Linked DNA regions of Homo sapiens: region 1 is linked to region 2. A link is an interaction called in ENCODE POLR2A ChIA-PET data of the cell type or tissue named here. Cell type or tissue: IMR-90. All regions are shown on one strand. Links, peaks and the distances in the headings refer to the core of each region. The heading gives the core; the rest is flanking DNA. Region 1 overlaps NAALADL2 (N-acetylated alpha-linked acidic dipeptidase like 2). Region 2 has its middle 67 kb from the start of MIR7977.

The links. Peaks named below come from ENCODE experiments on the same cell type or tissue, not always from the same donor. Only the 100,000 strongest peaks of a DNase experiment are listed, where the experiment ranks them.
Region 1: POLR2A ChIA-PET joins it to region 2 with 12 read pairs; 2 of 35 experiments call an interaction of 5 or more read pairs at or near these places.

What each region holds. Positions count from the first base shown.
Region 1 is chr3:174,998,829-175,015,559 of GRCh38, forward strand. The region is part of intron 1 of NAALADL2 (N-acetylated alpha-linked acidic dipeptidase like 2); the gene reads left to right. Among named protein-coding and RNA genes, the nearest start is that of NAALADL2-AS3, 110 kb to the right of the region's middle. In IMR-90, for the core only: no CTCF peak of the experiment used is centred there; a DNase peak (open chromatin) is centred at 4,103; H3K27ac peaks cover 1,933 bases.
Region 2 is chr3:176,439,242-176,455,972 of GRCh38, forward strand. No RefSeq gene overlaps it. Among named protein-coding and RNA genes, the nearest start is that of MIR7977, 67 kb to the right of the region's middle. In IMR-90, for the core only: no CTCF peak of the experiment used is centred there; no DNase peak of the experiment used is centred there.

The sequences.
Region 1 (16,731 bases), core at 3,903-11,902, 1.4 Mb before region 2:
AGGTCATGGCTAAAACCCAGTTTATAGTGGTATCATTAAATTGTATCTGTATCTGTTAGCAGTAGTGAAGAATAATCATCTATTAGAAGAATTAAAACTATCAACCTTAAAAATATTGAACTTTTATCAGAAAATCTCATATCTGTGGCATTATCCTGCCTGAGAAATATAAAGACATTATGATGACTGCAAAAGACTAAAACATGCAATTAAAAATTTAAAAATAAAAATGTAAACACAATTGTTATTGATACATTTACTACTGGTTTTCCAGTATTTAGGGGGCACTGTTAATATTTCTTTACTTAGAAGTGGAACAAAATAACATTGTTAATAATGCATCTGCTCTATTTTGTATCTAGGAATTTAACATAAATGTAAAGTATTTTTCCCCAGTCCATTGGTCTTGCATTATAAAAGTTTTCCAAAATTAAGTTTACTTTTTTAACATTTAAAAGCAGGCTAATGATAGCAGCTAATAGGGGGAAAATTGTATGTTTAAAAGGTGAATATTTTTCAATTTCTTCTATAAATATTTATTTTTAGAATTGTCTTTCTGTAATGTACATGCTTTTCTTAAGAAACCTTGGCCTTGACATTTATTAGATTTATTTGAACTGTATTAGCTTTTGTGTACTCCAATTTACTGAAGAAAGCATATTTCTTACGGTGCTTTTCATAAATCCATCAGTTATTCATAGGCTAACCCCTTAATTAGTGCCACTGTCCACATTATTCTCTGATATTAAAACAGTATGGTAGCTTTATCAAAATAGCAAAGAATTTAATTGAGGGTAAGAGATGTTTGTGGAATGCTAAATACAGTTGTAAGTCCTGAATTGTACCTGATAAGTAGTTGCAGTAGCATTGGCTAATTAACTACTGAAAGTGCATATGTAATGTTAACTGAGACTGTTCAAACTTTGGACACAGACATTTTTCAATATTAAAGTTATTAAACTTCTCAATATTAAAGTTATTAAACTACATAAACATAGATAAACATATATATAAAAATTTTGCTTTGTGGGCTTTATTAGACTTTGCAGGCGGATACAACAATACTTTCTTACTCCAAATGGAGAACTTCTAGTTTTAGTCTTAATTACCTTTTCTTGGTGTGCCAGATAGGTATATTTGAAAAAAGTAATAATAGTAAATTAGCTTTTAACTAAGAAATCAGAAGGATCTAGTGTCTATTAAAAGAAATGTAAATTAATTCTCCAGTTCACTGATCTGCCTTAAATCTAAAATATAAATAAACTTCAGCTAGTAGCTCAGTTCAATTTAACATTCATTTATTGACCACCTTTTATGAACCAGGTTCTTTGTTAGGCTCTGGAGACAAAAAGAGAAATAAGACATGATTCTTGTCCTTGAGGAACATTCAGTTCACCTAAGAAAGACCGATCAATAATTGCATAATGTCAGTACAGTGTGCTACTGCAATAGAAGTATATGCAAGTCTATGCTCAGCCTGAATAAACCATATGATTCTTTTTGAAGCTTTGCTAATATTCTATAGAGCAGGGGTTGGCAAACTTTTCTGTGAAGGGCCAGATAGTAAATATTTTCAACTTTGCTGGGCATACAATTTCTGTCACGAGTACTCAAGTCTTTCAGGGTGGCTCAAGAGTAGCCATACATGATAAATAAAAGAATTAACGTGGTGAAGCCATACCAACCTCCAGTGTATGCCAACCAAGTAACTGGTGCCTGCTACTGGGACTGGACCTTTAACCTATTTACCCTTTCCATCACACATACTTTATTCTTTCTTCCTTACTCTCTGTTTTCTTCTCGTTATTTTTTCTTTCCTATACTGATTTGAAGCTGGAATCCATAATCTTAATTAGTCATGCTTAAAGTACTAAAATCAGATTTCAGTCACTTATTTTATAAGAACTGTGCATCAATATTAACACCAACCATTTAAAAATGTTTTTGTATGCAGAGCATGCTCAAGTATATTATAACTCACTTAATCCTTAAAACTACCATGAGAGGTAAATATTATTTTCTTTTTACATATATAGAAACTTGACCTTAGAGAGGCCAAGTGGTTTGTTGAAGACTGCACAGCTAGCAGAAGACAGGAAGCAATATGTTAATTGTACTATATCACAGAAATGACCTTTAAAACACTGCGGCATGCGCAGAAAACTCCAGTCCCATTTATGGGATCCATAGCTAGGGTGGCCAATTAACCTGTCATGGTTTGTTTGGAAGTGAGGGGTTTCCCAGACAGGAGACTTTCAGTGCTAAAATGAGGAAGGTTCCAGTCCAACCCGGACAATTTGGCCACTATGTCAGTAGCCCCCAGTTCCTTGATTCCAGTGCTTTTCAAATTTCAATGTTCATAAGAATTACTTGCAGATCATGTGAGCAAAATCCTGATTCAGACTCTGATTCAGTAGGTCTAGAGCCTGGGAATCTGTATTTCTGACAAGCTCTTAGGTAATGCTAGTGCTGCTCATCTGTTTACATTTTGAGTAGCAAAGTATCCTTGCCCCATCTTGGGGCTCACTCCAGATCTCATGAATCAGAATCTACATTTTAATATAATTTCCCAGGTGATTCACACATTCAGATTTAAGGAGCTCTATTCTGCTCCACTTCTGATTGGTGTAAAGGATTCTCATTTGGGCATATTTTTCTTGGTTTAAATAGGCTTTCCTAATATGAAGGTAAAGCTGAATAACTCCTTTTGCCAATCTGAGTTATTTCATTCTTTTGGGAGTCCAGATAACTCTTTTCTTGACCATTTACTTATCTGTTCATTCCTTGTTTTTCGTAATACCCTGGAACTTTCTTAAACTCAATTATGTAAGCTCAGTCTTGGGTGTTCATTTCTGTGCCTATTATTCTGCAAAAGAAAATTATTCCACGTGAAAAAAAAATCAGATGCTCAGCAATTTATTTTCAACTGTAAATTTGTTCATCAGAATATAGTACAGGTTGAGCATCCTAAGCTGAAAACCCCAAATCTAAAACTTTTTTAGTGCCAATCTGATGCCACAAGTGGAAAATTAAACACCTGCCCTCATGTATTATGTTACAGTCAAAACACATGCCTACAACAGTTTCTTTAGTGGGTGGCCAAGGAAAACAATAGACTCTTCCAGTCTCCTTCAGCTACAATGTATCTTTTCTGTGCACACTTAAATTTCCCTATGCAAGCATGCCCAAAATAGGTAATAAAATGGCATGTGTGCAGGCCACATGCACTAAGGGCAAGTTTCCCATGATACGTCCCATGTGGAGCCAAGACCTATGTGCATTGCCCATTACCTAAAAAAAATTTAGGTACTTTTTTTTGTTATTGTTGTTTTTGCTTATTCCCTGCTCTATGTGTAAAGATATTGTTGAAAAGGTCACAAAGACTTGCAGATACCCCTATGGGTAACAGTGTCAAGAAAAAGAAGAAGCATTTGTTTTATGTATAGCGCAGAAAGTCAGAAACTAGACAGTGGTGGAGCAAGTGAGAAACATCTTATAGAAGATTATATTGTTCGAATGACCACTATATATGACCTAAAAAGCAAAAGGATGAACCGTTGAAGTTCCATAATAAAAGTGATGAAGAGAAGTTAATGAAAAATAGAAAAACACTCCTTAAAGCTAAAAATGAAGATCTCGATCGTGTATTGAAAGAGCAAATCCATCACCGTTGCAGTGAACCCATGCCACTTAATGATATGCTGGTCATGAAACAAGCAAAGATCTCTCACAATGAGCTGAAAATGGAAGGGAACTGTGAATATTCAACAGGCTGGTTGCAGAAATTTAAGAAAAGACACAGCATTACATATTTAAAGATTTGTTGTAATAAAGAATCTCTGCTGATCATGAAGCAGCAGAGAAATTCATCGACAAGTTTGCCAGGGTCATCACTGATGAAAATCTGATGCAAGAACATGTCTACAATGCTAAAGAAACATCACTGTTTTGGTATTATTGCCCTGGAAAGACACTAACTACAGCTGATGAAACAGTTTCCTACAGGAATTAAGGATGCCAAGGACAGAATAACTGTGCTGGGATGTGGTAATGCAGCAGGCATGTATAAGTATAAACTTGCGTGACAGGCAAAACCTTGCATCCTCACTCTTTCCATGGAGTGAATGTTTTATGAGTCTACTGTTATGCTCACAAAAATGCAAAGATTACAAGGGACATCTTTTCTGATTAGTTTCATAAACATTTGTATTAGTCACCAGTGCTCACTGTAGAGAAGCTGTACTGGATGATATCTGCAAGACTTTTTTACCTCTTGACACTTTTCTGCTCATCCTCCAGCTGAAATTCTCATTAAAAAATGTTTATGCCATGTACTTTCCTCCAAATGTGACTTCATTAATTCAACGATGTGTCCAGGGTATACTTACAGCAGTAAGAGTAGATCTAGGTTGGGCACTGTGGTTCACACATGTAATCCCTGTGCTTCAAGAGACTGAGGCAGGATAATCACTGGAGGCCAGGAGTTCGAGACCTGCCTGAGTTGTGTGGTGAGACCATGTCTCTACAAAAAACAACAAAAAAGTAAATACTTAATATAAAAGCACTTTCTTGAGCAGCATGCTAGCAGCAATAAACAGAGGCATAGGTGTGAGAGGTTTTCAAAAGGCATTTAGCATGAAGAATGTTATGTATGAAATTGACATTCAGAAACAGTGACTAAAGATGCAGTTGTATAATACATGCCACGTACAACCTCTGGCCTACCACTACGCTCAGTGGTAATGATGACTTTGAGGCATTCCATAAGTTAAATAAGAAAAAAATTGTGTCTGATCTCATTACATATGAAAAAAAATATACCTTCAGAGTCCTTCAGTAAACTGGAAGAAATAGATATGGAAGAAGCAATTAGGCTGCAGTTGTTCATTCACCGATCAGTAGTGAAATAGTTCTGAATCAAAGTTATCATAATAGTGACTATGAAGATGACATCATTAACACTGCAGAAGAAGTGCCTATAGACAACATGGTGAAAATGTGTAATGGGCTTGCTGAAGGACTAGAGCAGTGTGCATTCACAACAGAACAAGCCATCTGTCAGCTTATAAAGTTCAAAAGAGACTTCGAAGACAGAAAACAACAATGAGACAGATGACTGGAGGAAACATTTTAAAAAGCCATCCAGCAGGATGCTTACTCCTCCCTAGTGGACCCAGTTCCAGGACCCTCACCTGCTTCTCATGTTTCTTCTCACCTAAGAAACACACAGAGTGTACAGTAACCTTTTAATCGAAACATAGCATTGGCCAGGAATGGTAGCTAATGCCTGTAATCCCAGCACTGGGAGGCCAAGGCAGGAGGCTCATTTGAGCCCAGGTGTTTGAGAACATCCTGGGAAACAAAGTGAGATGCTATCTCTATTAAAAATAAGTAAGTAAGTAAATAAATAAATAAATAATTAGCTGGGTGTGGTGATGCATGCTTGTGGTCTCAGCCACATGGGAGCTTGAGCTTAGGAGGTCGAGGCCACAGTGAGCCATGTTCACGCCTCTACACTCCAGCCTGGGTGACAGAGTGAGACTATTTCAAAAAAAAAAAAAAAAAAAAAAAAAAAAAGCCAAAAACAGTATCATAGGTAGAGACTGAAAAGCTACCAGTTTTTGCGAGTGTGTGGCGTTTGTTTAACAGCTAATTCAGGTATTGTGGGGATGCTACTGTGCTAGTTACCTCAAACACATTATTTTTTCTTATTTTTTATTGGTATTAATGGTATGTCATATTTTTACGTGTGAGGAAGTATAAGAAAATAATTGCTTATCGGTAGTATATGAATTCAGAGTCATGAATGATGGTAATGCCAAACAACCACAAGTTGTCCACGTAAGTGGCTCAGATAGTGACACTTTTGATTTCTGATGGTTCAATGTATAATAACTTTGTTTCATGCATAAAATTATTTAAAATATTGATATCATTATCTTCAGGTTATGTGTATAAGGTATATATGAAACATAAATGCAGTTCTTGTTTAGACTTGGATCCCATCTATCTCTATTGTGTATATGCAAATATTCCAAAATCAAAAAAAAAAAATCCAAAATCCAAAACGTTTTTGGTCCCAAGCACTTCAGATAAGAGATACTCAATCTGTATATAAAATTGTGACAATGGTAAATTACTGTTTCAAAATTCCTCCTCTGTGGCACCTGAAAAACAGAAAACGAGTAAAATGAAATGTATTTGGAATAGGTACTTCCTCTTGCTAAAGTATTGCTTGAGTGTAATGAAAAGGTTATAGAAATTATACTGTCAGTTGTTATTTCTATGTTTTCACTATATGCCCGGCATTGTTCTAAGTAATTTACATTTTAAATCATTTAATATTCAGAAAAATCCTATGGGATAGATACTATTATTATCCCCAATTTTCAAGTGAAGCAGCTGAGCAGATAAAGGTTAATAACTTATTCAAGGTCAAATAAGCTAGAAAGTGGTCAAGCCAGGAATATAAATGACAGCAATTCAGGTCCAGTGCAAACAGCACCTCACTAAGTGTTGACTGTATTTCACCCCTATGCTGGTTTCCTTCATACTGCTGACTACACTTTATAATAACCTATTTTTATTTTTACTTTCAATCTGCCTTCCTCTCAATGTCGAACCTCCTTGTGAAAAGGGATCACATTTGTCTGGCTCCCTGATGTGTTTTAAGTCCCTGAAACATACTAGGAGCTCAGTAAATATTTGTTAAAGGAATAAATAAACAATAAAATATTGTAAGGTCTGTAGTCTACACAAATGCAAAGTATAAGGGGCATAGAAGAGAAGAAGAGAAACTCTCTTCCAAAACACTCCTATATTATGAAATGTGACTGAATGTTGAGTGGATACTTTCACAGCATCTATTGATTAAACATCCATCTGAGACAAATATAACAATTTGGAAAATATTTTTTAAAAAGTTATAAATAAATTAATCGGGGTGTACATACTTTGTTTTATTTTAGATTTAAGAGATCAAAAAGTTGCTTTTTTGCTTTGGCTTTAAAGCAGACTTTGGGCTTATTTGGAAATAATATTGCTGCTATCAGCCATCTTCAGAATATTTAAAAATCATGCTTCCTAAGTTAATTTGTAAGATGTTGCAACAGCGTTTGTCTAAAAGCAGTAAATATGTTTCCAATATACTTTGAAATATTTACTGTGGTTACGATGTGCGCGGTAACAGCCTTAAATACCTCCTATTGAACTGAAATGAAATCTGTGCTTCAAGCTTGCCAGGTTCCTGATCATTATCACCTGTTCCTTATGGTTCCCACCTGGAATGCCTTTTCCCTTGACTAGGCCTGTTTGAGACCTTGAAGCTCTTAAAGGCCCACCTAAAATCCCCCATTTCTATGAAGCTTTCCAAGAGGACTCCAGTCATTCTGATAATTATCTCCTCTGTCGTCTGGCACTTTCACCACTCTCACAACCTCAGATGCCTTATTTTGGAGGTGGAGTGTTCTTTTGTTATTCCCTTTCTTTGTAAGTAATTCTTGTTTCTATATACTATACTTTCCTTAATGCAGCCAATATATTTTATATGTCTTACCATACCCAGAACTGTACAAATAACAGATGTGCAGTAAATACTCTTTGAATGATTCATTTGATTGGAACATTATCTAAAGTTACCTGTGTGTCTTTCTGTCAAAGTTATGCAGAATGTTGTTTACTCCAGAACCTTTTCAAGCTCTTTAAACCTACTTCTAAATGCAGTTATAGCTGGTGCAAGTATTTTTTTTTCTTGTTTCTTTTTTTTCTTCTTATACAACATAGTTTCTTGTGATAGGGAGTTCGAGGTAGGAGGAAAGCAGAAAAAAAAAATTGTTTTTCTGCTAAGTGTATAGGGCCCTTGAGGTTTTTAACAGCCACCTCTAAGTCAGTTGAACAGATATTTTCACTGAAAGATAGGATGTAGTTTCTGAAATATTGAAAAGTTCCTTTGTCAAATTATTATTATATTTACATTCAGTAAAACCCAACACATATTTGGACATACTTTTGTTGAGCCTTTTCTTTTTGGATGTTGTGAGCGTATGACTTATGCATTCTTATACGTATATAGCTTTGTAAGGAGGAGTATACAAGTTCCTTTATAAGTCTTTGATTTTTGACACTTAATTTTGTCATTGTAAAATTCCTATTTCAATTTAATCACAATAATTGCAAAATTAACCTTATTCATAGCTCATTATCTTAATAGAAAACTAGATTCTAAAGGTAAGTAAATAATCTATGAATGCAAATTAAACATTCTGTGATGGTTCTTCCCTTTCCCAAGCCTTGCACATGCCTAATTAATTTCTTTTATAGGATAAAAAAAAAAAAAAAAAAAAAGCTACTCTAAAGGCCAGAAAAGGAAGTGATGTGTATATAACCTATTGTAGTGCTAGTAAATTTTGGGTTAATTAACAAGTATCAGATGGAGACTTTAGAAGTAAGTAGGATTTTTTAAGCCAGAATAGCTGGGAGAAATGGTTGCAGTTGTGTTGAAAATAGATTTACCAGTAGGCTATAGGAGAATATGTGAGGCTGACTTAGGTAGAAAACCCTGAAGGAAGAACAACCACATGGGCTATCTTCAGGCATGGGAGTAGAGTTGGGAAGATAAAGAGATCTCTGGTGAATATCCTAGTTCATTTTTTGTGAGGTCTAAAAATGGTTTCTGGCTAACCATCAGAAAGAAGGCCCCTGGGGCTATAGATTTAGTATGTCTGGAATGAAATTTGAGAAACTTCATTTTAGAAACATTTCCTAAAGACTTTCAGATTATTGGCTAAACTTGAGAAGTAGCGTATGTCCTGCTTATCCTTGGGGGATACATTCCAAGACCCCAGTGGATGCCTGAAACCTCAGATAGGATGGAACCCAAATATATACTGTTTCTTCTTTATAGGTACATACCTACAAAAATATTTAATTTATACTACGAAAAGGTTTAATTTATAAATTAGGCATAGAAAGAGATGAACAACAGTACTATAATAAAATAGAATAATTATGACAATATACCATCGTCACTACTGTTATGCTTTGGGTCCATTGTTAAATAAAGATTACTTGAACTCAAGCACCGCACCACAGCCACCATCGATCTGATAACTGAGAGGGCTTCTAAGTAACTAGCGACGGGGTAGCATATACAATGTAGATACATTGGGCAAAGAGATGATTCATTTCCCGGGTAGGATTGGACAGGATGGCTTGAGATTTCATTACACTATTCAGAATAACACAGAATTTAAAATTTACAAATGCTTGCCCTGGGTGCAGTCTCTCATGCCTATAATCCCAGCATTTTGGGAAGCTGAGGTGAGAGGATCAATTAAGGCCAGGAGTTTGAGACCAGCCTAGCCAACATAGTGAGAACACTTCTATACAAAAAAAATTGAAAAATAAATAAGCCTGCCATGGTGGTGCACATCTTTCCTCCTGGCTACTCGGGAGGCTAAGGCAGGATTGCTTGAGCGCAGGAGTTCGAGACTGCAGTGAGCTATGATCATGCCACTGCACCTCAGCCTGGGTGGCCGAGTGAGACCTCGTTTCTAAAAAACAAAATAAAATTTACAAATTGATTTCTGGAGTTTTCCATTTAATATTTCTGGACTGTGTTCTACCACACTTAACTAAAACTGTGGGAAAGGAAACGGAGGATAAGGAGGGACTCCTGTAATGAGTCCTCAGATTTCAAGAGGCCTGACCCCAGGCCAACTTTGGGACCAGTAATTCAGGCAGAAGTTTCTTATACTAAGTAAAGAGAATCACATAAGCTCCCAATTTACCACTGGCCCAGGCAAAACCAGATCTTGCAGTGGTGGTGGCTTTGTGTTCAATTTTGAGGAACTTGACCTTCATGTTCTAGGCTATAGGGTAATATACCCTACAACGTTATAGGGTAAGGCAGGTTATAGGGTAGGCTAGGGTTTGGAGGTAATCAACCTTCTAGGATTCCTTGCAGTTCCATGTTTGGTCCAGCCATCATTTTTTGTAAAGAGATACTAGAAAATTATATTCCATACAGTGAGCAAACCGAGTACCCTAAGTTCAGTAAGATGCAAAGGAAAGGTTGTTTTGTTTTAAATAAATGCTGTATGTTTATCTTATTCCTTAAAAATAAGTCTTTTGTGAAAAAAGACAAATCTAAATGTAACATTTTAATCATATTCATCTAATATGTAAAATCAATCTGATGATGACCATTTGCTAATGATAAATTTTATCTTTCTAGAGCAGTAGTTTTAAACTTTGGCTGTTTCAGAACCACGTGGAGAGCTTATTAAAATATAGCTTGTTGGGCCTCACTCCCAAATCTCTGATTCAGATTGGGATAGGGGATAAGAATTTTCATTTCTAACACGTTCTCAGATGATGCTAATGCTGCTGGTCCACATTAATCTGAGAACCACTATCCTAGAGGGTAGAGTAAGGACAGAGGAGCAAACAATTTTCATTAGTGTTTATCAGTGTATAGTAAATTTAGTACTTAATTATTGTGAGACAATTGCCCAAAGGATGAAAATGCCACATACAATCATTATATATATTAAAATGTTAACATGGTTAACACGCCACCATAAACGAAAGCCATGTTTTCTAATCCAAAGAAGTAAAAACAGGGACCAAGTGATGTAATCATTGAGCAGTAAGAGTATATGCTGATTTGACAAATTATGTATTATTACCCATGTAACTATTTTGATCTTTCTAAAGAAAAGAATTTACTCTGCTGCCTTTGGAAGAAGTTAAAATGATATCTGCAGATGCTATATGAAAATATCAATTAACTCTTATTTACCTCTAGACTGTTGGTTAGTAACATGGGTTTATGTTATTTTGATTAAGTTTCCTTGCTTCTAGATGAAGACATTGGACCCTCACTGGATAGTCACAAAATACTTTCTTAGTTATTTAATTCATATATGCCAAAAATTCAATAGGAATATTGATTAGCTAATTTTTAAATGCAAAATCTAGGTCTGGTTACAACATAAGCAGCATTTCTTGATTTTTACATTTATGCCGAGTTTACTTATTAGTTTTTATCAAAATAATATATTTATATAATATTATGTAATGAAAGAAATGAAACAAATAAATGTTAACAAAATCACGCTGAAGTAATTGACTTGCTTGCTATGATGTTTCTTGACTATGAGCTTAATCACACAAGGATGAGCATGTTTAATTGACTGGAATTTAATACCACTCCCAATGGCAAAGAGCAGTGATTCAAATTGGTGTGTTTATAATTGTGGGGTGGATCTTGATTAACTCCACACAAAATATTATTATAATCTAATATTATATAACACACAGTTTTAACTTGGCCAATAATGTTGCTTTTAATTTTCATTCCCTCAGATAAACTAAGGGAGTGAAGGAATGATCTTTTTGGCTATCTATAGTCCAAATCAAGTAAAATTTAAATAACAGCCATATGGCCTAAAAGTATTTAGCTTTATTTTTATTTACTCAAAGCCAATTATGGCACATCTTTCAAAGGGATAAGTGTACACTGGGAAATATTTTGCTTAGAGAACATCACTTTCTAAGAGCCTTAAAGCACTTGACCTTCATTTGGCATCTCTAGTCTGTTCTCATCACAGGTTCAGGGATCACCATCTTGCTTCTGTGTTACTGCTTCCAAATGTTTGTTTTGGCAGCAAAATTATCTTAATATAACTTTGTTAAGTGGTCTATTTTCTCTCTGAAATTAAGGAATGTTTATCTCACAGGGTAAAAATGGAGAAACACAATGGTTTTTGTTTGTTTGTTTGAAGTCATGGATTCACCCATCAAACAGTTTTGGGCCAACTGAAAGAGAAATGTGAAATAGTTTTGCTGATGAGATCTTCTTGCCTATGTCTTTTAGTGAAATGATTTGGTGCTTCCATTGGCATCCTTTATCTGAGCTGTCTATTCTAGCCTTAGCAGGACCTTGTCTGCTTGTATAGTCTAGTATCATAAAGCGAGAGTATAGTCTGTACAGGATAGTTCATAGCTCTCAGACAGTTCATAGCTGTAACATTCTACTAGATTCTGCATTTTTTACTTGTTTCTCACATATAATCTACATGATCAACACTTTCCAAATTATGGACAATTACATTGCACAATGTTTGGTATAAAGTAATAAAGAGATTACCATCTTTAAAAAATAAATCTAGGTACTCCTATCAGAATTACTAGATTTTGACTTCTACCAAAATGTCTTGGCTCTTGGGATTTGCACTGTTTTATAATTTACTGCATAACTCACCTCTCATTCTTCCAGAAACTGACTTTTTTCCTCCTTGATCCATAATTTGGGGCAGCCATATTTGTACATAGCTCTATTCTCTTGGCCATAGTTGAGGGGCCCACAGAAGGGCTTCTAACATGATCTTACAGATTCAGCCACAGAGAGAGGGAGAGAGACAGAGAGAGAGGGAGAGAGACAGAGAGACAGAGAGAGAGAGAGAGAGAGAGAGAGAGAGAGAGAGAGAGACTAATTCTGATTATTCCAAGTTTTGAAGCTTGAAGTTGTAATATAATGTGTAATCATTGACCCAGCTTGTTGGTCACTGGACCACTTTCCATGTAAAAATTCAGAGTCTCAGCAACTTTCTTTTCTATCGTCTACAGACAAATGTGATATATAGCAAAAGAGAATAGTAAAGCCAATATTCAGGTAAGCAGAGAAGAGAGTTGGAGAAATGATGGTGTTCAAGTTTGTAGCTCCAGTTGAGTCTGAAGCCTTATTCCATTCTGGCCTATAGCTCAGCTTAATTGTTCACTGAAACACCTCAGTATCCTTCTAAAAGTTTTCTCTTTGGCTTTTTGAGGTCTGAGTTGGCTGGATGGTAGTTGTAGACAAGAAGGTCCTAACTAATACATGAGGACAGCAGAGGCCCCAAGGCGTGCTATGTGCCAAGAGACCCAAATCTCAAGCCATTTTGAGTGTATTACTAAGTTATGTTCCCTCCAGTTTTCTCCCAGCAGACTATCTTGATATCCTAAGACTCTTCTGTGAATCAGGGTGGGATTATTAAGGATTGTTAATTTAATAAAATTAAGTAGTATTATAATTGGGAAACATGTTAAAGCATGCAAAAACTGTAAAAAGCTATCGCCATTACAGTCAATAAGAAGGTTATCAGTTTCATTGCAAAAACCTAATCTTTAGGAAAAGCACAAGAGAAAGAATGTATGGCAATGCCAGCAAAATTAATGAATGTGTTAAGTTTGGGCATGCTGAGTTTCTCCAAGCAAAATTCCCTATACGGGAGACAACTGAGAGAACGTGGACAGTATTGTAAGCTAAGATTCTTTGAGGCATTGTGAATTATTTTATTTATTTATTTATCTGAGATGGAGATTTGCTCCTGTTGCCCAAACTGGAGTGCAATGGCCCAGTCTGGGCTCACTGCAACCTCCACCTCCCGGGTTCAAGGGATTCTCCTGCCTCAGCCTCCTGAGTAGGTGGGATTACAGGTATATGCCACCAGGCCTGGCTAATATTTTTTTTATTTTTAGTAGAGACGGAGTTTCACCGTGTTAGCCAGGCTGGTCTCGAACTCCTGACCTCAGGTGATCCGCCCACAACGGCCTCCCAAATTGTTGGGATTACAGGTGTGAGCCACCGTGCCTGGCCCATAAATTAATTGAGAAATGAAAATGTTTACTCCTGAATTGTCATTGCATGTAGTTACTATCTTCAGTAAAATAATTTTTTTATTTTTGATATTAACGTGTTACGGACATTATATTTTTATCCTTCTAGAATAATGTTGAAAAATTACAGCCCTCAGGCCAAATCTGGCCCACCACCTGTTTTTGTAAGTAAAGTGCACAGCCATGCCTATGCATTTAGTATTGTCCATGGCTGCTTTCACACTACAGTGGAAATTGAGTAGTTGTGACGGGGAACACTTGCCTTGCAAAGCCTCAAAGCATAAGTACCCAGCCCTTTACAGGAAAGTTTGCCAAGCTCTATTCTAAAGATGTTCTTCCTGTTAAATATAAGAAAATCGGTTTTCATTTAAACATATTTGTATAATCTCCAACATTTCAGAAACAAAACCACTTTGTAAATGTAGAAACAGATGTATACATTTTATATTACTTTTGTCCAATATAGCCTAGATGTGTGTGTATATATATATACACAAAAATATATATACATATATATGTACATATATAATATATAAATATATATAAATATATAATATATACATAAATATATACACATATATATAAATATGTAATACATATTTATATATAAATATACATATTTATATATAAATATACATATTTATATATAAATATGTAATACATATTTATATATAAATATGTAATACATATTTATATATAAATATATATACATAAATATATAATATATATTTATATATAAATATAAACACATATATAAAATATATAATATACATATATTTTTATATATATACATATATATATATATATATATATATTTTTTTTTTTTTTTGAGACAGGGTCTTGCTCTGTTGTCCAGGCTGGAGTGCAGTGGTGTGATCTCGGCTCATTGAAACCTCCACCTCCTGGGTTCAAGTGATTCTTATGCCTAAGCCTCTCAGGTAGCTGGGATTACAGGCATGCACCACCACGCCCAGCTAATTTTTATAGTTTTAGTAGAGAAAAGATTTTGCCATGTTGTCCATGCTGCTCTTGAACTCCTGGCCTCATGTGATTTGTCCTCCTCAGCCTCCCAAAGGGCTGGGATTATAGGAATGAACCACTGTACCAGGCCACAAATTTGTTTGATTAATGAATTAATAAATTGCCTAATTCTTATGATAGCTCTCTTGATTAAATGTTCCATTTGAGAAAATTCTTCAAGAATTTGAACCACACCCCTGAATGTTTTCTGACTTTCTAGTCCATCCAGAAGCGGCCCTTCTTTATATACAACTCTCCTGGTCTCGTAAGACCCAGCTCTTTGGGACCAGGGGAGGTTTTCTTAAATTCCTTCCTCTCGCATGTGCTGATTTTCATTCCTTAAGTTTTGATTGGTCCTCAGAACCAAATGTATAATAATAATTTGTCAGAAGCTGAGGCATAGCAGCATTTAAACCTCGATCTTAGGATATTTAAGGTGCATGCATTGCATCAGTCATAGGGTCACACTCTAATAAAACTGGATCAGAAACTAACATCCAGGTTAAAATCCGACCTCTGTCATTTGCCAGGGGTGCTATTAAGCAAGTCATTTAACTTTTACAGTAGCCACCAGGGCTGTACATGATTACAAACACACACACAAACGTGTAATGGCGGGTGTCCATATTATCTTTCCAACCTCATCTTCTATGATTATTCTTCCTACTGCTCCTCACACAGGACAGGTATGCCGTCACCTCTAGGTCTTTGCCCGTGATGTTGCTTCTGCCAGTGATGCGTTCTGTTAGGTATCTGTATGGGTTACTCTCTTATATCCTTGCTTCCTTCCCTGGCAACTATACTGAAAACTACAACACCTACCTGCACCCCCATCCCTAAACACAATCCTTACTCCCTATTCTTAATCATTTTTAACATAATTTGATGTTAAATAGAACACATTTTACTGCTTCATATTGTCTGACTGCTAGACATTAGCCTCTTTTAGCTCAAAATGTTTTTGACTATTTTGTTCCATAATGTATTCCCAGTACATAGAACAAAAGTTTGTCATAAAATATAGGTTGAACAAATGAATAATTGATGCAAACCATTTGGACATGAGTGAATGACACATACCATTTTAAAAGGATTTGGATGCTATAATTAAATGTGGGTAAATTATAATATACCAGAATATAATATTCACCTGAAACTCCTTCTATTCCATTTATTGCAAATGTTTCAAAGTTACTTGTATTTTACAGGATTACAAAATTATTTCTGCATCCCAAACACTATCTAATTAGATTTGAAATCCATAACACTTAAATAATGGAAGTGTAAAATTCATATTGCACATTCTATTTCTCTCTTTCTTTTCCTTCTCTCTCCCTCCCTTCATCCATCCTCCATTCCTTTTGTTTTATTCCCTCTTTCTCTCTTCTCTTTCGTAAGGGGACTGGATCTCTTGCTTTTCACATATGGCTTAGGAATGCTACTTTCAAATTTAAAAGACTACTTTTTATGGCTTTATTCATTTAACATTAGATGTGTATTAGATTTTCTCAATAGAAAGCATGTCAATTCAGCTAACATTATGTGGGATTACAAACAAGTCAATTGTGCATCATTTCATGGAAGCGTAGACATATAAAGGTCATAACTTGGCAAAAAGAAAACTGAATTTAAAAATTATAATATTATAATTTGAGACTAGGCTTAAAAACACAGCATTTGGTGAACTTAACACTTCAGTATCACGTTTAGCTCTACTGTTTACTATGTGAAAGGAAACCATGACAACAACATTTGGAGGCATTTTTCCAGATTTTTCAATTAACCTATGTATATGTATATGTGTGCATGCATTTTTGAAAAGCTCCTAAAGGAACAGGAGAAGCACATTCAAGATAAAAGTACTTGAACATTAGGGAAAAGCCTGTTCTGCCATTAGAGAAGTGCATTAAGCAGTCGCCGTTTGAGTGGTCACTCTCATGTCACGCTTTAGGACTGACTTTTTTTTATCTTCTTGCCTGAGACCTGATAAAGCATAAAGATACTTAATTTTAGGAAGCACTTGTGCTGGTATCAATTCATCACAGTTCAATC
Region 2 (16,731 bases), core at 4,751-12,750:
ATATAAATGCCTTCATTCCAAATTCAGGTGTCTATAATGTAAGGGAGCTTTCATCAGGCACCCCCTCATATTCATTATCACATGGCAGAAACACAGCAAATTGGGGGAGGGCACCCGAGTCAGAAAACCAAACACCGATTTGAGTTCATTTACTGATCTATTTACTGATTACATCTAAGGAGACTGGGAGCTTTATGCTTGTGAGGACTCCATAGGAGCTATCTCATGTAGGAGTTACCTGGGCTGAAGAAGAACTTGGTAATTTGTTCCATGTCCTCGATCACCACTTGGAGATGGGACTGGGACTGACTAGTTTCATGGCTCCTGGTTGGCCCCACTTTGTACACACAGTATCAGCATAGTCAACATGCCCTGAGGCACATAGATCTTGACTCAAGCCCACTTTGTTAAGAGTCAAAGAGGGCTTTATTTGTTTAATGATTTTCCAGGGTAGTTAATGTTCCAAGGGTCTTTAGGTTGAAAAAAAAAAAGGAGCATTTTAGTATTTTGTTTGACTGTGATAATTTACAATTCATTGGGAAAGTGGTAAAACATCTCAGAAGAACTGGCTTCACTTTCTTACAAGACTCCTACAAGAAGATGAAAGTCTATGGTTTACACAAATATTGATCCATGTGTACTCCTCAGAGATTCTACAATGACTTTGACATCGATCTTTTTTTGCTGACACTACTGTATCATGCACTCACCAAATCAACTTTAGCACTACATTACCTAACTGCTGTCTTCTGAAATCGAGGTAACTAGGTAGCTTATAGAATTAGCAGTCTAATCTCTTGCTACATATTTTAAAAACTATTTATTTGCATCTATAGCTATAAAAGTACTTTAAAACACTTACAGTGTTTGTGTTGCCTTTACTCAATGTTGGATAATATTAGTTTTTTCCTTCATGGGTTTCAACCTTTACTATTTGGAGAAACATTGATTTTTTTCTCTCTCTCTATGGTTTTAATATAGTACAAGTCAGCATGGTTTTATTTATGCTGTGTCTTAGGCCAAATGCCATCAAATATGTCAATTGCCTCTGGGAACATTAGACTTTAGGGCTGCCTCTGCTGTATAAGTAGTCAAGGAGTAGAAAACAATAAGTAGTGTAAGTTCAGTCCAGACATGAATCAAGTGTCTTTCATCAGTTCCACCCTCCTCTGCCCAAATTACAGAAGAAAGTTAAGTAAATGAGACCTGAATCTTGACTAGGTTGATTCAGGATGCTCTGCTTGGGTTAAATCTTGCCTGTTCTATTCCTGAGTTTCTACTAGATCTTAATCAGAAAGACCAGACACTAAACAGCTTGATGAGTTGGGATACAGGGCATGCAATTTGATAGCGGTTGTGTGATTTGTGGCTAAGCTCCTTTCTCAATGGCCAAGTACTATGACTGATGTAGATTGAATAACTTTTCAATGTAGTAATTCAAACTATTGAATAGACTGAGTATTGTGCAATATTTTAAAAAGGTAACTATTCAGATCACTTACTTGTAAGACTTTTTTAAAAAAGAAATAGCATCTGTGGAGTAAAGCCACATGAGACGGCTTTTTTAAAAAATTAAAAATAATAAAAAAGAAAAATATTAATAACGCTTATATAGTTGAGTAATACAATAGTTTCAATACACAGATTTACAATTAGCATTTTTTTTTCTTGAGATGGAGTCTTGTTCTGTCACCCAGGCTGGAGTGCAGTGGCACGATCTTGGCTCACTGCAACCTCCACTTCCCAGGTTCAAGCGATTCTCTAGCCTCAGCCTCCAAAGTAGCTGGGACCACAGGCACGCACCACCATGTCTGGCTAATTTTTGTATTTTTAGTACAGACAGGGTTTCATCATATTGGCCAGGCTGTACAATTAGCATTTTTAATAAAAAGTGTTAGATAGTGATACTGTTTGGAGTCAATTCACAACCACAGCATCACTATTTATAGTACATCTCTGTGCCCTGAAGATAATGGGACAATGAACTAAACAAGTCTTTGCCAATGCATTGACATTTGACTTATAGTCACACATATGTTGAATGATATTTCTTTCAGAAGAAATGTTTAAAAATTTTTATTTCAAGTAGTATGAATAGATGGAAAATGGAAAGATCTTCATTTAGGGAAAACATGTTTATAGCATTAATAAAATCAGCAATGTCCGCACTTCCACTGATGTTAATATTGCACTGATGTTTCCATTAAAAACTGATATATCTATTGAATTAAAACCCCTACGCAAATGTCACTTTAATTTAAATCTTAGTAAGCAGGTTGCTTTGCTAAAATATGAAAGATTTCCATAATTCAGAAGGAGAGACTCAATTGCAAAAGAAAATTAAATTTAAGGTAAATTAGAAAAAATAAGTTACCTTGAAATTTGCGAAGTATATCTGCTAAAAAACTGCTTATAAAAAGCATTCACTGTTGTTAAGTGTTAAATACAGGAAGTTAGATTGAAATAAATTTTTAAATAAGTACCAATAGTCTTTTAGAGAGGCATCATAGACATGCAAAAACAATGTAATTTAAAGCAAATGTTTCATTTTTAATGTAATGTTTTTACCATACACTTAACTTCTAAAAAGTTTACTTATCAATTCAACTTTCTTCTTGCAGTTGGTTTTATTTTCTGGTTTTGATGCAGGTTTTTAATTTTCTGACATTAAATTTGGCAATTTGCATACTAAAAGCAACAAAGAAAAACTTCCTAACTCATTGAAATTTTACAAAAGATGTCCTTGTTAGGCATTACAAGCTGTTGCAATAAATTTAAAATATAGAATGGAAAAATAAATTCAAATTCTATGCAAAGCAAGTTATATTTTGTGGTTTTCCAGTGTTGTTGTTTTGTTGTTGTTTTCTTTCAGGAGCAGAGTGGGTGATTATCTCCTAAAGATGAAAAACAAAGTGAAATTACTACTTAAAATGAATCATTGACTACTTCTCTCTCTCTCTCTCTCTCTCTCTCTTTCTCTCTGTTCAAGAGAAATTTGCAAACAAGTTGACCAAAATTAGCAAATATGATATATCAAAGTTGAGCTTTTCTTTCCAAAATATGCTGCATGACTTTGAACAATAAGCCAAGTGTAAATGTTAATAAGACATTTTTCTCACAAATGCTGGCCTTTAATAATAACTGTGCCATTATAATAAAAATAACAGCTAACAATTGTTCAGCAATATGATGTTTCTGGCACTGTTAAAAATGTCTTGCACTGATCAACTCATTTTATCTTTACAATGATTCCACAGAAGTAGAAACTGTTATCTCTAATTTGCAGATGAGGAAACTTAAGATACAATGAATGCAAACAATTTGACAGAATGGCTGTATGACAGACTGAATCTGAACCATGTAGATCTAGCTCCAGAGACATCATTCTTTTTTTTTTTTAACTTTTATTTTAAGTTCAGGGGTACATGTACAGGTTTGCTACATAGGTTAACTTTTGTCATGAGGGTTTGTTGTAGAGATTATTTAAACACCCACGTATTAAGCCTAGTACCCATTAGTTATTTTTCCTGATCTCCCTCCTCCCAACCTCCACCCTGTGATAAGCCCCATTGTTGTTCCTTTCTATGTGTCCATGTGTTCTCATCATTTAGCACCCACATATAAGTGTGAACATGCAGTATTTAGTTTTCTCTTCCTGCATTAGTTTGCTAAGGATAATGGCCTTCAGTTCCATCCATGTCCCTGGAGAGGATATGATCTGGTTCTTTTTGATGGCTGCATAGTATTCCATGGTATATATAGAGGTATTTTTTATTTTATTTTAAGTTACAGGGTACATGTGAAAGATGTGCAGGTTTGTTACATAGGTAAACATGTGCCATGGTGGTTCGCTGCACCTATCAACCCATCACCTAAGTATTAAGCCTAGCATGTATTAACTATTTTTCCTAATGCTCTCCTTCTCCTTGTCCCCTGCACTCCCCCATCCCCTGCCGACAGGCTTCAGTGTCTGTTGTTCCCCTTCCTGTGTTCATGTGTTTTCATTGTTCACTACTTTTACAAACAGTCCCTTTGTACACTTTGTGTTTCATAGTCCTTTATCATTGGTTTTAGCTCTCTAAAGTTCTCCTAATGACAAATAATTACAAAAAAACTTGGAAATGTCTACTAATATCAAAAGCATTAGCAGAGACTTTGTTAAAAAGATAAAAGATCAGGGTTCAAGACCTAAGAAGCTATCTAACATAGGAACTATTTTTCCAATAGGCAAAAATAGTGTCATTAAGCATTAGCAAAATTCTGAAACAACCTGGATGCTTCAAATGGCAGCAGGTTAAAACACTGGGCCATGCTGGAGGGATCCCTCATGGCTTGGTGCTGTCCTGGCCATAGTGAGTGAGTTCTCTTGAGATCTGGTTGTTTAAATGTGTGGCACGTTCCCTCATCAAGCTCCCACTTCACCTTTTGCCACCAGTAAAAGCTCCCTAAGACCTCCCAGAAGCAGATGTGGACACTACACTTCCAATACAGCCTGCCTAACTATAAGCCAATAAAAACTCTTTTCTTATAAATTACCCAGTCTTGGGTATTTCTTTATAACAATGCAAGAATGGCCTAATACAACCTTGTAGCACATGGAGAAGTCGTGGCTTCTTAATAAATAACAGACAGTAGCAGCAAGAGTGGAAACTGGAAAAACAAATGGAAGTCTACTGGGCAAGTCCCAATAGAGGGAAGATGATGCCCTTGGCCAGAGTGTTAGTGGAAAGAGTAAAATAGACGAAATATTCAAAATTTCCTCTAAAGCCAGTAGGATGTACTGATAATCTGGAAAGACAGGATGAGAAGAAGAAGGAAAAAAAGATACAGCAGTAAATTTAGAAAATTCACAGCTGACACAAAGCAATAGTGCCCATGCCATGAAGAATGGCAAAGTAATTCCATCTGAGAGCATTCTTTGCTACATCCTGGCCATCGAAGAGTGGCTGTGTAATCTCAGATGCCTGTGGCTTCGGTAAACACTTTGAAGCCAAGGGGTACTGGATCACCCAAACCTCCTTCGTGGTAAAACTGTTCTTGCCACATGCTAACCTAGATATAAAATTGTAAATATATATAAAATAATTGCACAGATTTGTTAGGAAATACATCATGCCTATTTTTTTAAGACTAACATTCCCTTCACTTTAAAGAGCAAGTAGGCCGGGCGCGGTGGCTCACGCCTGTAATCCCAGCACTTTGGGAGGCCGAGGCGGGCGGATCACGAGGTCAGGAGATCGAGACCATCTTGGCTAACACGGTGAAACCCCGTCTCTACTAAAAATACAAAAAATTAGCCGGGTGTGGTGGCGGGCGCCTGTAGTCCCAGCTACTTGGGAGGCTGAGGCAGGAGAATGGCGTGAAAAAAATTAGCCGGGTGCGGTGGCAGGTGCCTGTAGTCCCAGCTACTCAGGAGGCTGAGGCAGGAGAATGGCGTGAAAAAAATTAGCCGGGTGCGGTGGCAGGTGCCTGTAGTCCCAGCTACTCAGGAGGCTGAGGCAGGAGAATGGCGTGAACCCGGGAGGCGGAGCTTGCAGTGAGCCGAGATCGCACCACTGCACTCCAGCCTGGGCGACAGAGCGAGACTCCATCTCAAAAAAAAAAAAAAAAAAAAGAGCAAGTAAAAATATCATGTATTCAAGAATGTTATTAACCCCAAAAGCACTAATAAAAAGGAAATTTACAGTGTGAGCATCTCTTTTTATACATTCTCAATTTAGGGATGCTCTTTCGTAATGATTCACCTTGAATCTTTCTCTAGAAATAAGTTACTTGGCGTTGTAGGGGGACGTATGAAACAGAGTAATGCAGGCACCTCAGACATATATCACCACACTAATATTCATTCATTTACTCCGCAAATGTTTACTGGGTACCTAATATGCATCAAGAATTATGTAAGGTGCTGGGGTTATATAGCAATGAATAATCAGACCTAGGCCATGACCCTGTATTTGAGTATCTCAGCGTCTGGTAGGCAAAGTGACCCTGAATATGTAATTACATGTGAGCAGTAAATAAAGTGTGTTAAGGAAATGCAAGATTTTATATAGCACCTACCCCAAAAGGAGCTGGGCACTATATGGCATATACATTTTAACATGGTACAGAATTTTGTTCGTTCAGTTAGTAGATTGCTTTTTCTTGAGAGGAAGGCTTCCTAGTGATTTAAAATCTTTATGTGGATATTAAGTGGTAACTACTTCGATGTGTTCCCAAACATGAGAAAACAGTAAATAACTTAGGATAGGTTTAGTGGTTTTGGTTTTTATTTACTTTAATCCCTAGCACAGAACTTGGGGCAGGCTGGTACACAAAAATATTTATTAAAGACAAATAAATAAGCAAAAGAGTCTATCTGTTTAGAGAAAGAAATGAAAGAAGGGATAGAATTTCAAGAACAACAACAACAAAAAGCTGAGAAAAGCCTTCAAAAGTAAGAAAACTCACCAGCATCTTTTTACTTTTCCCTCTCTTGGACACATACATTATTTCTCAGTCTCCATGAATTATCCAGCAGTAGTTTCTGTGATAGAGCAATATACTGAAAATCCAGAGATTATATCCTACTGCTTTTTAACACTTGATAAGGGGGTATAGGCTACAAGCTTCAACAGTGTTTCCAGATATTCCTTCAACTACTACCTCATTTTGCTTTATACCATTAGTTTTAGGCCTGAAAATAGAAAATATTTAAAAATTAACAATAGTAAGAGAAGGCTAATTTTTTTTGAAAGATACTCATGTTACCACACCCCATTTATAATTCCAAATCCCTATGTTTTCTGACAAATACAATAGGTCCATTGAGCACTTTGTAGCATGGTGCAGTGGTTACCATGGTTATTTTTTTAAAGTTTAGTGAACAGTTTGCTTTCAAAACCTACATTGCCAAGGCCTTTGGCAGAGTAAATTATATATTTCTGAGGCTTAAGAAGCATTTTTTGCTCTTTCTCTATTAAATAGTTTAAAATACAGAAAATTATAGGGGTTTCTTACTACCACTCAACTACAGTAAACACATTTTCATATTTTCCATTTTTGCTTCAAATATTTTGTTTATTGAACAATTTAAAAATTAACATTTAAAATTAAATTTTCTGGTGTTTTTCCTCCCATGCACTTCCCAACCCCACCCTTCTCCCCTCTACCATTTCCCAACGGCAACAATTTGGTGTGTTTCATTCTATTTCATATATCTTGACTCACTCTATATTGGCACCTACAAATAAATGTCTTCAAAATGACATGGTTGGCCTCTTATTTTAAGTATTAGTCAGCAGTTATATTCAGTTTATGCCTAAAGATTTCCCCTGATCCATACTGCCAATTCTACCATACACCAAGTTCTTGTATGTTCTTAGGTCATTTTTATTATTACCTGCTTTGTTCCATTAATGTACTTTTTTCTTCTGTACCAAAACCATATTGTTTTAATTCTGATACAACAAGTGTTGATGTATGGTAAGCCTCACCTCTTTTATGATTTTCGTGGCCATCCTTGAATCTTTTTATTGTATTTGAAATCAATTTTCTTATTTAGAATTTAATAAATGTATAGGTTTATTTGAGGAAGACTGACGTATTTATGATGTCTTATCTACCATGAATATGGTATTTTTTTATTTATTCAGGCCTTCCTTCATGTCCTTCAATAATGGTTTGTAACTATCTGCACAATATTTATTAGATTTCTTCCTTGATATCAAATAAACCATACTCTTCTTATAAAGTGTCTATTACTGTTACATTTTTAAATTATGATTATTGATAGGAGAAATAATCATTTTAGTTTTGATGATTGGTGTGACCAATGATATAACACTCCCTCAAAAATATCAACATCTTAATTCTCCAGAATCTGTGAATATATTAGATTCTAAGGCAAAGGAGAATTAAGGCTGTGCATAAAATTAAGCTACTAATTAGCTGGCCTGGATATGATGAGATTATCCTGAAATATCCCAGTAGACCAACACAATAAAAGGGTCTTTCTTAGTGGAAGAGAATAATAGAAGAGTGAAAGTTAGAGAGACGTTGGAAGGTGTTACGCTGCTGGATTTGAAAATGGAGATCCATTTCAGAGTTCTGACCTACAGAACTGTAAAGTAATATATTTGTGTTGTTTTGAGGCACTAAATTTGTGGTAATTTGCTATAGCAGCAATAGGAAAGCAATAGAATTGCTATTGAGTAAAATGTACTAAATTATTATTAATAGTAATAGTTTTCCTAAGAGTTTCCTTGGATTTTTACATGTATAAAAACATATCATGTGTCAACGACTTGCTGGGTGTGGTGGATTATGCCGGAGGCCGAGGAGGGTGGAGTGCCTGAGCCCAGGAGTCTAAGATAAGACCAGCCAGAGGAACATGGTGAAACACCCTCTCTACCAAAAATACAAAAAATTAGCTGGGCATGGTGGCACACATCTGTGATCCCAGCTACTTGGGAGGCTGAGGTGGGAGAATTGCTTGAACCTAAGAGGCGGGGGTTGGAGTGAGCCAAGATCACATCATAGCATTCAAATCTGGGTGACAGAGTGAGCCCTCATCTCAAAAAAAAAAAGAAAAGACTATAATTTTATCTGTTTCTTTCTAATACTTATACCTCATATCTAAAATTTTATATGCAGTAGTATTGGTTAGCAGTAGCATTGGTTAGAAATTGTCTTTATAAATATGCTAAAGAGAAATAGTAACATGAGGCCTTTTAACTGTTGCTACTTAGATAGAAATGATGCTGTTTGACTGGGTATATGATATTTGCTGATTGGCAGGGGCCATTTGTAAGGTAGGGGAAGTCCCTACCTAGTCTTTATTTTCTAGGATTTATAACAAATTTCCTACTCAGCACCTCCCCTTGGATATTTAATAGTCATCTCAAACTTTTATATATATAGATATATATATAAAATACTTTAAGTTCTAGGGTACATATGCACAATGTGCAGGTTTGTTACATATGTATACATGTGCCATGTTGGTGTGCTACACCCATTAACTCATCATTTACATTACGTATATCTCCTAATGCTGTCCCTTCCCTCTCCCCCCACCCCACAACAGGCCCCGATGTGTGATGTTCCCCTTCCTGTGTCCAAGTGCTCTCATTGTTCAATTCCCAGCTATGAGTGAGAACATGCGGTGTTTGGTTTTGTGTCCTTGTGATAGTTTGCTGAGAATGATGGTTTCCAGCTTCATCCATGTCCCTACAAAAGACATGAACTCATCATTTTTTATGGCTACATAGTATTCCATGGTGTATATGTGCCACATTTTGTTAATCCAGTCTATCATTGTTGGACATTTGGGTTGGTTCCAAGTCTTTGCTATTGTGAGTAGTGCCACAATAAACATTACGTGTGCATGTGTCTTTATAGCAGCATGATTTATATTCCTTTGAGTATATACCCAGTAATGGGATGGCTGGCTCAAATGGTATTTCTAGTTCTAGATCCCTGAGGAATCGCCACACTGTCTACCACAATGGTGGAACTAGTTTACAGTCCCACCAACAGTGTAAAAGTGTTCCTATTTCTCCACATCCTCTCCAACACCTGTTGTTTCCTGACATTTTAATGATCGCCATTCTAACTGGTGTGAGATGATATCTCATTGTGGTTTTGATTTGCATTTCTCTGATGGCCAGTGATGATGAGCATTTTTTCACGTGTCTATTGGCTGCACAAATGCCTTCTTTTGAGAAGTGTCTGTTCATATCCTTCGCCCACTTGTTGATGGGTTTTTTTTTTCTTGTAAATTTGTGTGAGTTCTTTGTAGATTCTGGATATTAGCCCTTTGTCAGATGAGTAGATTGCAAAAATTTTCTCCCATTCTGTAGGTTGCCTGTTCACTCTGATGGTAGTTTCTTTTGCTGTGCAGAAGCTCTTTAGTTTAATTAGATCCCATTTGTCAATTTTGGCTTTTGTTGCCATTGCTTTTGGTGTTTTAGACATGAAGTCTTTGCCCATGCCTATGTCCTGAATGGTATTGCCTAGGTTTTCTTCTAGGGTTTTTATGGTTTTAGGTCTAACATTTATATCTTTAATCCATCTTGAATTAATTTTTGTATAAGGTGTAAGGAAGGGATCCAGTTTCAGCTTTCTACATATGGCTAGCCAGTTTTCCCAGCACCATTTGTTAAGTAGGGAATCCTTTCCCCATTTCTTGTTTTTGTCAGGTTTGTCAAAGATCGGATAGTGGTAGATGTGTGGTATTATTTCTGAGGGCTCTGTTCTGATTATTTCGGAGGGCTCTGTTCTGTTCCATTGGTCTATATCTCTGTTTTGGTACCAGTACCATGCTGTTTTGGTTACTGTAGCCGTGTAGTATAGTTTGAAGTCAGGCAGCGTGATGCCTCCAGCTTTGTCCAGCTTTGTTCTTTTGGCTTAGGATTGACTTGGCAATGCAGGCTCTTTTTTGGTTCCATATGAACTTTAAAGTAGTTTTTTTCCAATTCTGTGAAGAAAGTCATTGGTAGCTTGATGGGGATGGCACTGAATCTATAAATTACCTTGGGCAGTATGGCCATTTTCATGATATTGATTCTTCCTATCCATGAGCATGGAATGTTCTTCCATTTGTTTGTGTCCTCTTTTATTTCGTTGAGCAGTGGTTTGTAGTTCTCCTTGAAGAGGTCCTTCACATCCCTTGTAAGTTGGATTCCTAGGTATTTTATTCTCTTTGAAGCAATTGTGAATGGGAGTTCACTCATGATTTGGCTCTCTGTTTGTCTGTTATTGGTGTATAAGAATGCTTGCGATTTTTGTACATTGATTTTGCATCCTGAGACTTTGCTGCAGTTGCTTATCAGCTTGAGATTTTGGGCTAAGATGATGGGGTTTTCTAGATATACAATCATGTCATCTGCAAACAGGGACAATTTGACTTCCTCTTTTCTTAATTGAATAACTTTTATTTCTTTCTCCTGCCTGATTGCCCTGGCCAGAACTTCCAATACTTTTTTGAATAGGAGTGGTGAGAGAGGGCATCCCTGTCTTGTGCCAGTTTTCAAAGGGAATGCTTCCAGTTTTTGCCCATTCAGTATGATATTGGCTGTGGGTTTGTCATAGATAGCTCTTATTATTTTGAGATACGTCCCATCAATACCTAATTTATTGAGAGTTTTTAGCATGAAGTGCTGTTGAAATTTGTCGAAGGCCTTTTCTGCACCTATTGAGATAATCATGTGGTTTTTGTCTTTGGTTCTGTTTATATGCTGGATTACATTTATTGATTTGCATATGTTGAACCAGCCTTGCATCCCAGGGATGAAGCCCACTTGATTATGGTGGATAAGCTTTTTGATGTGCTGCTGGATTCGGTTTGCCAGTATTTTATTGAGGATTTTTGCATCGATGTTCATTGGGGATATTGGCCTAAAATTCTCTTTTTTTGTTGTGTCTCTGCCAGGCTTTGGTATCAGGATGATGCTGGCCTCATAAAATGAGTTAGGGAGGATTCCCTCTTTTTCTATTGATTGGAATAGTTTCAGAAGGAATGGTACCAGTTCCTCCTTGTACCTCTGGTAGCATTTGGCTGTGAATCCATCTGCTCCTGGACTTTTTTTGATTGGTAGGCTATTAATTATTGCCTCAATTTCAGAGCCTGTTATTGGTCTATTAAGAAATTCAATTTCTTCCTGGTTTAGTGTTGGGAGGGTGTATGTGTCGAGGAATTTATCCATCTCTTCTAGATTTTCTAGTTTATTTGTGTAGAGGTGTTGATAGTATTCTCTGATGGTAGTTTGTGTTTTTGTGGGATCAGTGGTGTTATCCCCTTTATCATTTTTTTTTTGGCATCTATTTGATTCTTCTCTCTTTTCTTGTTTATTAGTCTTGCTAGAGGTCTATCAATTTTGTTGATCTTTTCAAAAAACCAGCTCCTGGATTCATTGATTTTTTGAAGGGCTTTTTGTGTCTCTATTTCCTTCAGTTCTGCTCTGATCTTAGTTATTTCTTGCCTTCTGCTAGCTTTTCAATGTGTTTGCTCTTGCTTCTCTATTTCTTTTGATTGTAATGTTAGGGTGTTAATTTTAGATCTTTCCTGCTTTCTCTTGTGGGCATTTAGTGCTATAAATTTCCCTCTACACACTGCTTTAAATGTGTCCCAGAGATTCTGGTATGTTGTGTCTTTGTTCTCATTGGTTTCAAAGAACATCTTCATTTCTGCCTTCATTTCATTATGTACCCAGTAGTCATTCAGGAACAGGTTGTTCAGTTTCCATGTAGTTGAGCGGTTTTGAGTGAGTTTCTTAATCCTGAGTTCTAGTTTGATTGCACTGTGGTCTGAGAGACAGTTTGTTATAATTTCTGTTCTTTTACATTTGCTGAGGAGTGCTTTACTTCCAACTATGTGGTCAATTTTGGAATAGGTGTGGTGTGGTGCTGACAAGAATGTATATTCTGTTAATTTGGGGTAGAGAGTTGTGTAGATGTCTATTAGGTCTGCTTGGTGCAGAGCTGAATTCAATTCCTGGATATCCTCGTTAACTTTCTGTCTCGTTGATCTGTCTAATGTTGACAGGGTGTGTTAAAGTCTCCCATTATTATTGTGTGGGAGTCTAAGTCTCTTTGTAGGTCTCTAAGGACTTGCTTTATGAATCTGGGTGCTCCTGTATTGGGTGCATATATATTTAGGATAGTTAGCTCTTCTTGTTGAATTGATCCCTTTACCATTATGTAATGGCCTTCTTTGTCTCTTTTGATCTTTGTTGGTTTAAAGTCTGTTTTATCAGAGACTAGGATTGCAACCCCTGCCTTTTTTTGTTTTCCATTTGCTTGGTAGATCTTCCTCCATCCCTTTATTTTGAGCCTATGTGTGTCTCTGCACGTGAGATGGGTTTCCTGAATATAGCACACTGATGGGACTTGACTCTTTATCCACTTTGCCAGTCTGTGTCTTTTAATTGGAGCATTTAGCCCATTTACATTTAAGGTTAATATTGTTATGTGTGAATTTGATCCTGTCATTATGATGTTAGCTGGTTATTTTGCTCATTAGTTGATGCAGTTTCTTCCTAGTCTTTACAATTTGGCATGTTTTTGCAGTGGCTGGTACTGGTTGTTCCTTTCCATGTTTAGTGCTTCCTTCAGGAGCTCTTGTATGGCAGGCCTGGTGGTGACAAAATCTCTCAGCATTTGCTTTACTGTAAAGGGTTTTATTTCTCCTTCACTTATGAAGCTTCGTTTGGCTGGATATGAAAAATTCTGGGTTGAAAATTCTTTTCTTTAAGAATGTTGAATATTGGCCCCCACTCTCTTCTGGCTTGTAGAGTTTCTGCCGAGAGATCAGCTGTTAGTCTGATGGGCTTCCCTTTGTGGGTAACCTGACCTTTCTCTCTGGCTGCCCTTAACATTTTTTCCTTCATTTCAACTTTGGCAAATCTGACAATTATGTGTCTTGGAGTTGCTCTTCTTAAGGAGTATCTTTGTGGTGTTCTCTGTATTCCCTGAATTTGAATGTTGGCTTGCCTTGCTAGGTTGGGGAAGTTCTCCTGGATATTATCCTGCAGAGTGTTTTCCAACTTGGTTCCATTCTCCTCGTCACTTTCTGGTACACCAATCAGACGTAGATTTGGTATTTTCACATAGTCCCATATTTCTTGGAGGCTTTGTTCATTTCTTTTTATTCTTTTTTCTCTAAACTTCTCTTCTTGCTTCATTTCATTCATTTGATCTTCCATCACTGATACCCTTTCTTCCAGTTGATCGAATCAGCTACTGAAGCTTGAGCATTCATCATGTAGTTCTCGTGCCATGGTTTTCAGCTCCATCAGGTCCTTTAAGGACTTCTCTACATTGGTTATTCTAGTTAGCCATTCATCTAATCTTTTTTCAAGGTTTTTAACTTCTTTGCCATTGGTTTGAACGTCCTCCTTTAGCTTGGCATAGTTTGATCTTCTGAAGCCTTCCTCTCTCAACTAGTCAAAGTCATTCTCCGTCCATCTTTGTTCCATTGCTGGTGAGGGGCTGTGTTCCTTTGGAGGAGGAGAGGTGCTCTGATTTTTAGAGTTTCCGGTTTTTCTGCTCTGTTTTTTCCCCATCTTTGTGGTTTTATCTACCTTTGGTCTTTGATGATGGTGACGTACAGATGGGTTTTTGGTGTGGATGTCCTTTCTGTTTGTTAGTTTTCCTTCTAACAGTCAGGACCCTCAGCTGCAGGTCTGTTGGAGTTTACTGGAGGTCCACTCCAGACCCTGTTTGCCTGGGTATCAGCAGTGGTGGCTGCAGAACAGCGGATATTGGTGAACCGCAAGTGCTGCTGCCTGATTATTCCTCTGGAAGTTTTGTCTCAGAGGAGTACCCGGCTGTGTGAGGTTTCAGTCCACCCCTACTGGGGGGTGCCTCCCAGTTACGCTACTCGGGGGTCAGGGACCCACTTGAGGAGGCAGTCTGCCCGTTCTCAGATTTCAAGCTGCATGCTGGGAGAACCACTACTCTCTTCAAAGCTGTCAGACAGGGACATTTAAGTCTGCAGAGGTTATTGCTGTCTTTTGTTTGTCTGTGCCCTGCCCCCAGAGGTGGAGCCTACTGAGGCAGGCAGTCAGGCCTCCTTGAGCTCTGGTGGGCTCCACCCAGTTCAAGCTTCCCAGCCACTTTGTTTATCTACTCAACCCTGGGCAATGGCAGGCGCCCCTCCCCCAGCCTCGCTGCCGCCTTGCAGTTTGATCTCAGACTGCTGTGCTAACAATGAGCGAGGCTCCGTGGGCGTAGGACCCTCCGAGCCAGGTGCAGGATATAATCTCCTGGTGTGCCATTTGATAAGCCCACTGGAAAAGCACAGTATTAGGGTGGGAGTGACCCGATTTTCCAGGTACCGTCTGTCACCCCTTTCTTTGACTAGGAAAGGGAATTCCATGATCCCTTGCACTTCCCAGGTGAGGCGATGCCTCACCCTGCTTCAGCTCACACATGGTGCACTGCACCCACTGTCTTTCACCCACTGTCTGACACTCCCCAGTGAGAACCCGGTACCTCAGTTGGAAACGCAGAAATCACCCATCTTCTGCGTCGCTCACGCTGGGAGCTGTAGACTGGAGCTGTTCCTATTTAGCCCAGTCATCTCCAACTTAATGTGCCTAAAACAGAGTCTTGCTCTCCTTCCCCAACTCTGCTCCTCTCCTAAACTTCCTTGTCCCAATAAATGACACCAGCATTTACACAGAGACTCAGGTCCAAACCTAGGAGTTATTCCAGACTCTTCTCTTTCCTATATTTGTCACATCCAACTTACTGGCAAATTCAATGAGCCCTACCTTTAAAACCATAACATAGTCACTTTCACCCCAACTGACTTAGACAGCCACTACCATCTCTCAATTCAACTACGATAACCTCTTTCCTGCTGTCTTTGCATGAGAATCCATTTTGACAGCAAGCAGAGTAATGTTTTAAAAATGCATAATATTTGATGTCATTCCTCTCAAATTTATCCAACAGCTTTCCACCAGATGCAAATTTTAATCTAAATGTTTATCATGACCTTTGAGGCTCTACATGATCTGACCTCATCATCTACCTCTCTCTGCTTCTCTCAATCTGGCCCATATACGATGCTTTCTTTGTTGTTCCTTGATCAAGTCAAATAGTTTTCAGTTAGCCTTTGTTATTGGTGTTCTCTCTGCCTGAAACCCTCTTCCCCCAGATTTTCTCATGAATTATTTCTCCCCCCATTCAGGTATCAGCATGATTGTTATCTCTTCAAAAAGACAGTCCTTGACCATACCATCTAAAATATCTAAAATAGTGCACACATTTATGCAAAGGCACACATCCTCAGTTCTTTCCTCCTTTATTTTTCTATGTAGAAGAAAAATACATTATACTGTAGTGTATATAAGGGCAGAGATTTTGCTTCACTTATTTAGCGTCCTCAGTGCCTAGAAAAGTGCCCATCACACAGCAAGTGCTAAAGGAATTTATGTTTAACATGTTTTGAATTTGATCAAATACTTTACTTTTATCTAAAATACGACCATATTGTTGCATCTGTAAATATAGTAATTTGCACTTATATGATCTCTCACATTGTGATATGGTCAATTTTTGTTAAGTTTTCTGTTTTTGCTTAAAAAGAATACATGATCTTTATTTTTTAGATCTATGACATCCAATTAACCAATTGTATCTGTTTAATTCAAGTAGTCTAAATGCTCACTAATATTATATGTTTAATACATTTAGTTTCTCGGACAGATATTTTAAAATGTCATTGAGATTATACTTGTAAATCTTTTTAGTTTTGCTATATAAATTTCAAAAGAAAAATGTGTTCATGCAAGTTCAGTATTGTAATATCTTTTGTTTTTCCTTTTCTGATTTTGCAAAATTTCTCTCCAACCCTAAGGTTTTTTCCTGAAAATTTTTGTTTGATGTTAATATTGCTATACCAACAGCATGTTGGTTGGTGTATTATAGTATATTTATTTATTTATTTTCAACTTTTCTGTACTACTTTAAGCATTTTTTTTTTTTTGAGACAGAGTCTCACTCTGTCACCCAGGCTGGAGTGCAGTGGTGCAATCTCAACTCACTGCAACCCGGGTTCAAGTGTTTCTTGTGCCTCAGCATTCCAAGTAGCTGGGATTACAGTTACACACCAGCATGCCCAGCTAATTTTTGTATTTTTAGTAGTGACGGGGTTTCACCATGTTGGCCAGGCTGGTCTGGAACTTCTGACTTCTGGTGATCTGCCTGCCTCGGCCTCCCAAAATGCTGGGATTTCAGGTG